Regions from separate parts of the Homo sapiens genome. Here region 2 is linked to region 1. The links are chromatin contacts, found by Hi-C or POLR2A ChIA-PET in ENCODE. All regions are on one chromosome and are shown on one strand. Each heading gives the region's core, a stretch centred on a gene start or an enhancer-like site at or near the end of the contact. The rest is flanking DNA. Distances are from core to core; before and after follow the strand shown. Region 1 overlaps RPTOR (regulatory associated protein of MTOR complex 1). Region 2 overlaps RPTOR (regulatory associated protein of MTOR complex 1).

Region 1 (3,086 bases), core at 9-2,508:
CCTGAGATGTGGGAGAGCGGCCCGCCGGCGCTGCGGCTGCACAGCCAGGTCCCCAACCCTCAGTGATGGCCAGCAATCATTTTCTCCTTCCTGCAGGGGCAGGAATTCAGGAAGGGAAGGGAGGGGACACCCTGTCTCTGCTCCACAATGTCCGGGTCCTCAGCAGGCAAGATGCAAAGGCCGGTGATGGCTCAGTGGCTGGCACTGGCACCACCAGAAGCTTCACCACTCACACATCTGGCGGCTGACAGTGGTGGTCGCTGTTAATGAGAAACCACCTCCTCCCATGGCCTCCTCTGGCAGCCTCTCCGATGGGGCTGGTCTTGGGTTCTGAGAGAACCAGGTGAACGGTATGTCGTCCTCAGCACACCAGCCAAGAGCGCCATTTCCCATCCAGTCACAGCCCATCCAGATCCAAGGGAAAGAACAGCAACTTCGCCTCTCAATGGGAGGCGTTTCACAGTTACACTGCAGAGAGGGCACGTGCGGCGGGAGACGCTGCTGCGGTCATCTTGGGAGGCGTTTCACAGTTACACTGCAGAGAGGGCACGTGCGGCGGGAGATGCTGCTGCGGTCATCTCTGGAAAATACGATCTGCCACTGTCCATCCTCTGGCCACCACACGTCACATCCTCCCACATGCAAAATGAACCTGACACCTCCCCAGGGCCCCCAAGGCCTGTCCGATTACTGCTATCAGCTTGAAGTCTGGGGTCTCGTCACCTAAACCCTGCCCAGCTGAGAAGCCTGTGTGCAGGAACATGCAGTTCCTCAAGTCCACCCCTCTTCCATCCCCGTTCTTCCCAATCCAGGTCTAAAGAGCTGACCCAGACACACCCACACCCCACACACAATGTCCCACCCAGGACAGCCACTCGAGGCAGGCACACAGCGCCAGCACCTCCATCAGGGCTCTGTCCTGGTACCTGGGGCTTGTTTTCTGGGATCTCAGCTCCGCCTTCTCAGATATACTTCATTTTCCATGAAAAGTACCCCACATTTACAGCTGGGTGATTTTCACAGCCTGCTTCCTCCTCACAGAAGTCTGGGGGCCCAAAGACTTATTTTCATTTTGTATTGCCTCTGCTCCTTTCAGTCCAGGCAGACACATAATTTCTTTAAAAACACTTGGTGGCCTTTTTGTGTATTAACTCATAATCTCCTCCATTAGACAAGCCACACCCATAAAGAGACAAGCCCTTTACCTCCTGGGCTCCCAGAAGAGGCTGTGGCATGACAACGCCCTTTGGACTCTTAGAGGCCAGACGGGATTTAATGCAAGAATCTGCAGGCCTCTCCTCCAGCTGAAAGGCCAGACACTGCACTTGGATCTCAATCTGAAGCCTTAGGAACGGAGCTCACAGCCCAGTCCAGATGCATTTTGCCGGAAGCCCTTTCTTCACTTGAGGAGCCTGGAGAAGAGGCTGGGAATGAGAAACAGTCTTATTTTTGAACCCAGGAAGTCCTCTTCCTTTACACCAAGGAGAAGCCAGGTGGCACTTTGAATTTTCTGCCTGGAAATCTCCTAAACTAGATGAGCAAGTTCATTAAATACACACATACTTTCCTCTTTCCCACAGCAACAATGACACCAGGCTTCCCACCACCACCTAACAAGGGGCCCCTTTCCTCCAGCGTGCAATGACACGTTCCCTCCTTTCCTTCCGGGGTAGGCAAAAGGCAGCCAGTAGGCCAAGCCCAGCCTGCTGAGGACCAAATCCAGGGCACCCATGTGGTGGACACCGTCTGCAGTGCCTTCTCACATTGGCAGAGTAGCAGGGACAGTCATCATGTGCCACCCACAGGCTAAAATACTAGACCCTATTACCTTCTAGGAGGCCCTTCAGGCAGCCAGCAGCACTCTCCTGGAGGCCCGGAGGCTTCTGCCCAACACCCCATCCCAAAGCCAGAGCTGCAGGCATTGGGATTTGATTATGGCCACACCTGGCTCCAGCTTCCAAAACATGTTCAAGTTATCCACTGCTGCTTAACAAACCTCCCTTTACTTAGCAGCACAAAACAATCATTTCATTATGCTCACAGGTCCCATGGTCAAGAATTAGGAAAGGGCGCCACAGGTCTCAGGGGGCCTCAGCTGGGAAGACTTAAGTCTGGGGGTGAGTGTCTTCTGGGGGCTGGAATCACTGCATGGTGGCTCACCTTCACAGGGCCTCACCGCATGGCTGCGGGGTTTCCTCACAGCACACGCCCCAGCAGATCCAGGGGAGAGCCTTTTATAACCTGGTCTACAGTCCCGAGTCAGCCCAGATTCAACGGGAGGGAACAGGGACCCTACTCACAATGGCAGAAGTGTCAAGGTCACATTATAAGAAGAGCTTGCCTGTGGCCATGTGAGGACAACACCATCTGCCAGCTTCCCGGGGGGCTGGGGTGGGAGGACTGCATGAGCTCAGGAGGTTGAGGCTGCAGTGATCACAACACTGCATTTCAGCCTGGGCAACAGAGCAAGACCCAGTCTCAAAAAGATAGATAGATAGATAGATAGATAGATAGATAGATAGATAGATAGAAAGAATCAAGAAAGTTTAAGGTCAATAAGCAATACAAGCCTTTTCTAGCGTCTGAACAGTTAATGTATAAGCTGTTTTACTGAGCAGCTCTTCTGGATTCTACTGTGACGGTATCAGCTTCATGTCCGGTGCCTTTCACATCCCCATTCACTGCTCCATGCAGGGAAAACACAGATTCCACATGTGGAAAGAAACCAGTTTGTCAGCAGGATCACAGAGCTGCAAGCTCACGAGGCCCTCCAGAAGCCTCGCAGACTGCGGCAGAACCACCCTGCGCAAAAGATCAGCAACTTGGACTCAAGGCTCTTGGGCATCTGCAAATGCGAACGTTCCTGAGGACTCTCTCACCCCAAAAAACTGCAGATGACCTTCACATTTTTAAAAACCTTTTTGTCTCCTAATAAGAAGCAATGACCATCTTAGAATACAATATCAAAAACAGTACAACCCAGAAATCTGAATTGATTCTTCCTCCATCCATGAATTGCCCTGAAAATTACATTTGTTATCTTGGGCTGCCCCACACCCCACCACTTCTATTAAATAAGTTGTCAG
Region 2 (3,136 bases), core at 239-2,738, 300 kb before region 1:
ATGTACTGGGTCAGGCACCTACATGGGGATCCTGGCGGTGGGCCAGGCAACCTCCCGGCAAGACCACCTGGCTCTGAGCTGCACGGATGGCAGAGGGGCCGGGCCAGGGGCCAGCCAGGGGTGCTGCGGGCAGGTGCAGTGGAGCGGCTGCTGCTGAGACGGGGGGCAGGAGGCTGAAGGAAGGCCTTGAATGTCAGACAATGGTTTGGCCTCTACAGAAAATGCGGTTTTAACGAAGGCTTCACCTGGAGGGTGGTGAGGAGCTGGTGTGAAAGAGGGCCTGCCCAGTTGTGGTCTGCAGAGAGCAAGACCCAGGGCAACGAGGCCTGGTGGGATGGGGGCACTGGAAATAGGAGGGATTGAGGTAGGGGATTCTTGTGGATGTCAGGCCAGACGAAGGGCTGAGTGAGAAACAAGCAGGATGGAGACATCAAAGAAGATTCTAGAACCTGACACAGTGCTGAGACCTGGGTTCCCATTTAGTTTCACAAACATTTATCCTGCCCCACCAGGGCCAGGCACTGCTGGGGGAACCTGGGCTCCATCAGCGATCAAAGGAAGCCAAGTACCAGCCAAGGGGCTTCATTGCCACGGGGAAGAAAGGAAACACGTGACTGAGGGTGTAAGAATGCAAGTGCTCTGGGGAAGGCAGAGCAGGGAGGGCGCTGGGGGCGGGGCTTCTGGGGGGCCAGGAAAGATGGGGAGGCGCTGGGGCAGGGCTTCTGGGGCACCAGGAAAGATGGGGAGACATGGACTCTCCAGGTTGCCATGGTTCTGAAAGCCTCTGCAATCTTCACTGAAAGGACTAAAGAGATTGCTGTTCTTTGGCTGAAATGAAAGAAGAAATTGGCTGGAAACAGGGAAGTGCTGTGCACAATGGGATTCTGTGTAAGTTATGACTTCTAAACACTTAGGTAAGCACGGTGGTTTCCAGGTGGTGTGAGTGACACCTCACTGAATATGAATGAGGCTGGCTTTGCAGGGGCGACTTTGTTTTCTTTCCTTCCTAAACTCCAGCTCATTGTGAAACTCTTTCCTGTCAAATTTCCTAAGATTTGAATGATATACGAATAAAACTCAGTTTTCTCCAGTAAAAAAAAAAAAGTCAGGAATCACATTGTATAAGAAGGATGGTGGAATGGGGAGTCCAGCTCCTTCGAGAAGACAGAAAAGAAAGAACCGGCAGAGGAGAAAACTCATGGAGGCCAAGCCCCTGTGTCCGGGCCCCAGGCTGCTGTGTGCTTCCCGTCTGGGTGGCCCTCAAATGAAACTGCGATTCTTCGCCCTGTACTCCACCGAGACCAGTACCGAGGATAACAACGGCATTCACTCATCACAGACAAGAGCTAAGTTTCACACAGGAGTTGGGCGGGGCCTCCGCAGTCCCTCTTGCCTGTGGACAGCACCCAGGGCCTCAGGCATGGCACGCGCACAGCAAACAGCAGCCTCAGCAAGTTCAGCCACCTGGAAACTCCACAGCTGTGAACTTTCTGTAGCCTTCGCCAGCAGAAGGGGAGATGCCCATGTGGTATCCAAATGCCCAGGGGGAAAGGGAGGTGCTGTGGGCGTGGGGACCTGCAGACGGAAGCTCTCAATGGTGCCATGGTGACCCAGCGCCACACTGCCTGGCTTGAGCTTCCTGGATCAACAAAAGGTGCGGTTCTGCACACTTGCAGGCCAGGTGCAACTTTTTATTTTGATTCTTACTTGATGGCCAGATACGTGTGAGTGGAGGGACGAGAGTGAACCGAGAACCCCATGGAGCATGGGCCAGGTAGGGTGGCGGGGCCACCAGGCCCTTGGCAGACGGTCACCAGGTGAGCACCGAGGGGTGATGCTGCTGTCGCTTCCTGTGAAAGAAGAAGGCCAGTCGAGCACAGTGGCTCATGCCTGTAATCCCAGCACTTTGGGAGGCTGAGGCGCGCAGATCACCCGAGGTTGGAAGTTCGAGACCAGCCTGACCAACTTGGAGAAACTTTGTCTCTACTAAAAGTACAAAATTAGCCAGGTGTGGTGGCATGCGCCTGTAATCCCAGCTACTTGGGAGGCTGAGGCAGGAGAATTGCTTGAACCCGGGAGGCAGTGAGCAGAGATCGCGCCATTAAACCCTAGCTGGAGTGACAAGAGGAAAACTCCATCTCAGAAAAAAAAGGAAGGCCACAGTGAGCACACGGCCCCAGGAGGGCCACAGTGGAAGCAGGGAGACCCGGGAGAGAGCTGCGACCACCAGGCCAGAGCTGCTGGCTCAGGTGGCTGCGAGGCGGGGAGGAGACGGCCACAGATGCCCGGCTGAGAGAAGGATGTGTTGGGGCACAAAGAGGAGTCCCCGACTCCTGGCCAGGAGTCAACCTGAGTAAACGCCGGTCCCCTTGGCTGCAGAGGGAGGACGCCCACTTCTGCAGGGAGGGGTGGGAGATGCCCAGAGCCGATGGTACTGGCTTCGACACAGGTGGCATTGGGTTTGCCTGTTCTGTACTTTTGTGCCCCAGCATGCACAGTGGGGGCACTGTCAAAATATCTGTCCAATCCGTGGGAGAATCCCAAGCCCTCTGACTCACAGGAGTATCCTTGGAGGCCAGGGTGCGGGCAGGGTGTGCCCTACTGTCAGGCTCTCTGAGCTGAACTCAGCCTTGTTTTTCTATGGCCTGTGTATGGTTCTTATACTTTTTAAGTGGTTGAAAAAAAAATCAAAGGAACAATATTTTGTGATGTGAAGTTACGCAAAATTCAAACTTCAGTCCACACGGTTACATAGCAACATGGCCAAGTTCATTCACCTACACGCGGTCTCTGGCTACTTTTGCACCACACTGGCAGTGTTGGGGAAGTGCCAAGGGGCAGTCCCACCTGCAAAGCTCTTTCACAGGAAGAGTTTGCAGACTCCTGCTCTAACCTACACGTGACGGAAGGGAGCTATCACCTTGACCTTGATGAGCGTGAACTGGGGCAGAGGTGGCACTAACCTGCTGGAGGCGCTAGAGAGCTATTCACAGGAGCTGTGGCCGGGGCCAGGGGAAATGTGTAATCAAAACAGAATACTATGAATTTACATTTTCTAGTACTTAAAAAAAAATTTTTAAATACCTTTTTTCATTGTAGATTTATAAGTAGAATTTCTGCAGACAGGTTTTAAAAG

What was found. A loop is a pair of places that touch in the nucleus more often than their neighbours do. ChIA-PET counts read pairs that join two places held with the same protein, here RNA polymerase II (POLR2A). Pooled maps may share reads with other maps.
Region 2: a pooled map shows a loop between it and region 1 (2.3-fold over the local background). The contact joins two enhancer-like sites. A Hi-C loop is called at or near these places in 3 of 37 single-sample maps with no recorded cell type and 10 of 50 pooled maps. POLR2A ChIA-PET finds 5 or more read pairs at or near these places in 3 of 52 experiments (BJ, activated CD4-positive, alpha-beta T cell and activated CD4-positive, alpha-beta memory T cell).

Annotation. Positions count from the first base shown.
Region 1 is chr17:80,598,328-80,601,413 of GRCh38, reverse strand. The region is part of intron 1 of RPTOR (regulatory associated protein of MTOR complex 1); the gene reads right to left. Among named protein-coding and RNA genes, the nearest start is that of RPTOR, 55 kb to the right of the region's middle. Within about 2 kb of position 1,258, at least 2 of the 41 ENCODE cell types and tissues checked have a DNase peak (open chromatin) inside an H3K27ac peak, as active enhancers do.
Region 2 is chr17:80,899,348-80,902,483 of GRCh38, reverse strand. All of the region lies in intron 20 of RPTOR (regulatory associated protein of MTOR complex 1), which reads right to left. Among named protein-coding and RNA genes, the nearest start is that of CHMP6, 91 kb to the left of the region's middle. Within about 2 kb of position 1,488, at least 11 of the 41 ENCODE cell types and tissues checked have a DNase peak (open chromatin) inside an H3K27ac peak, as active enhancers do.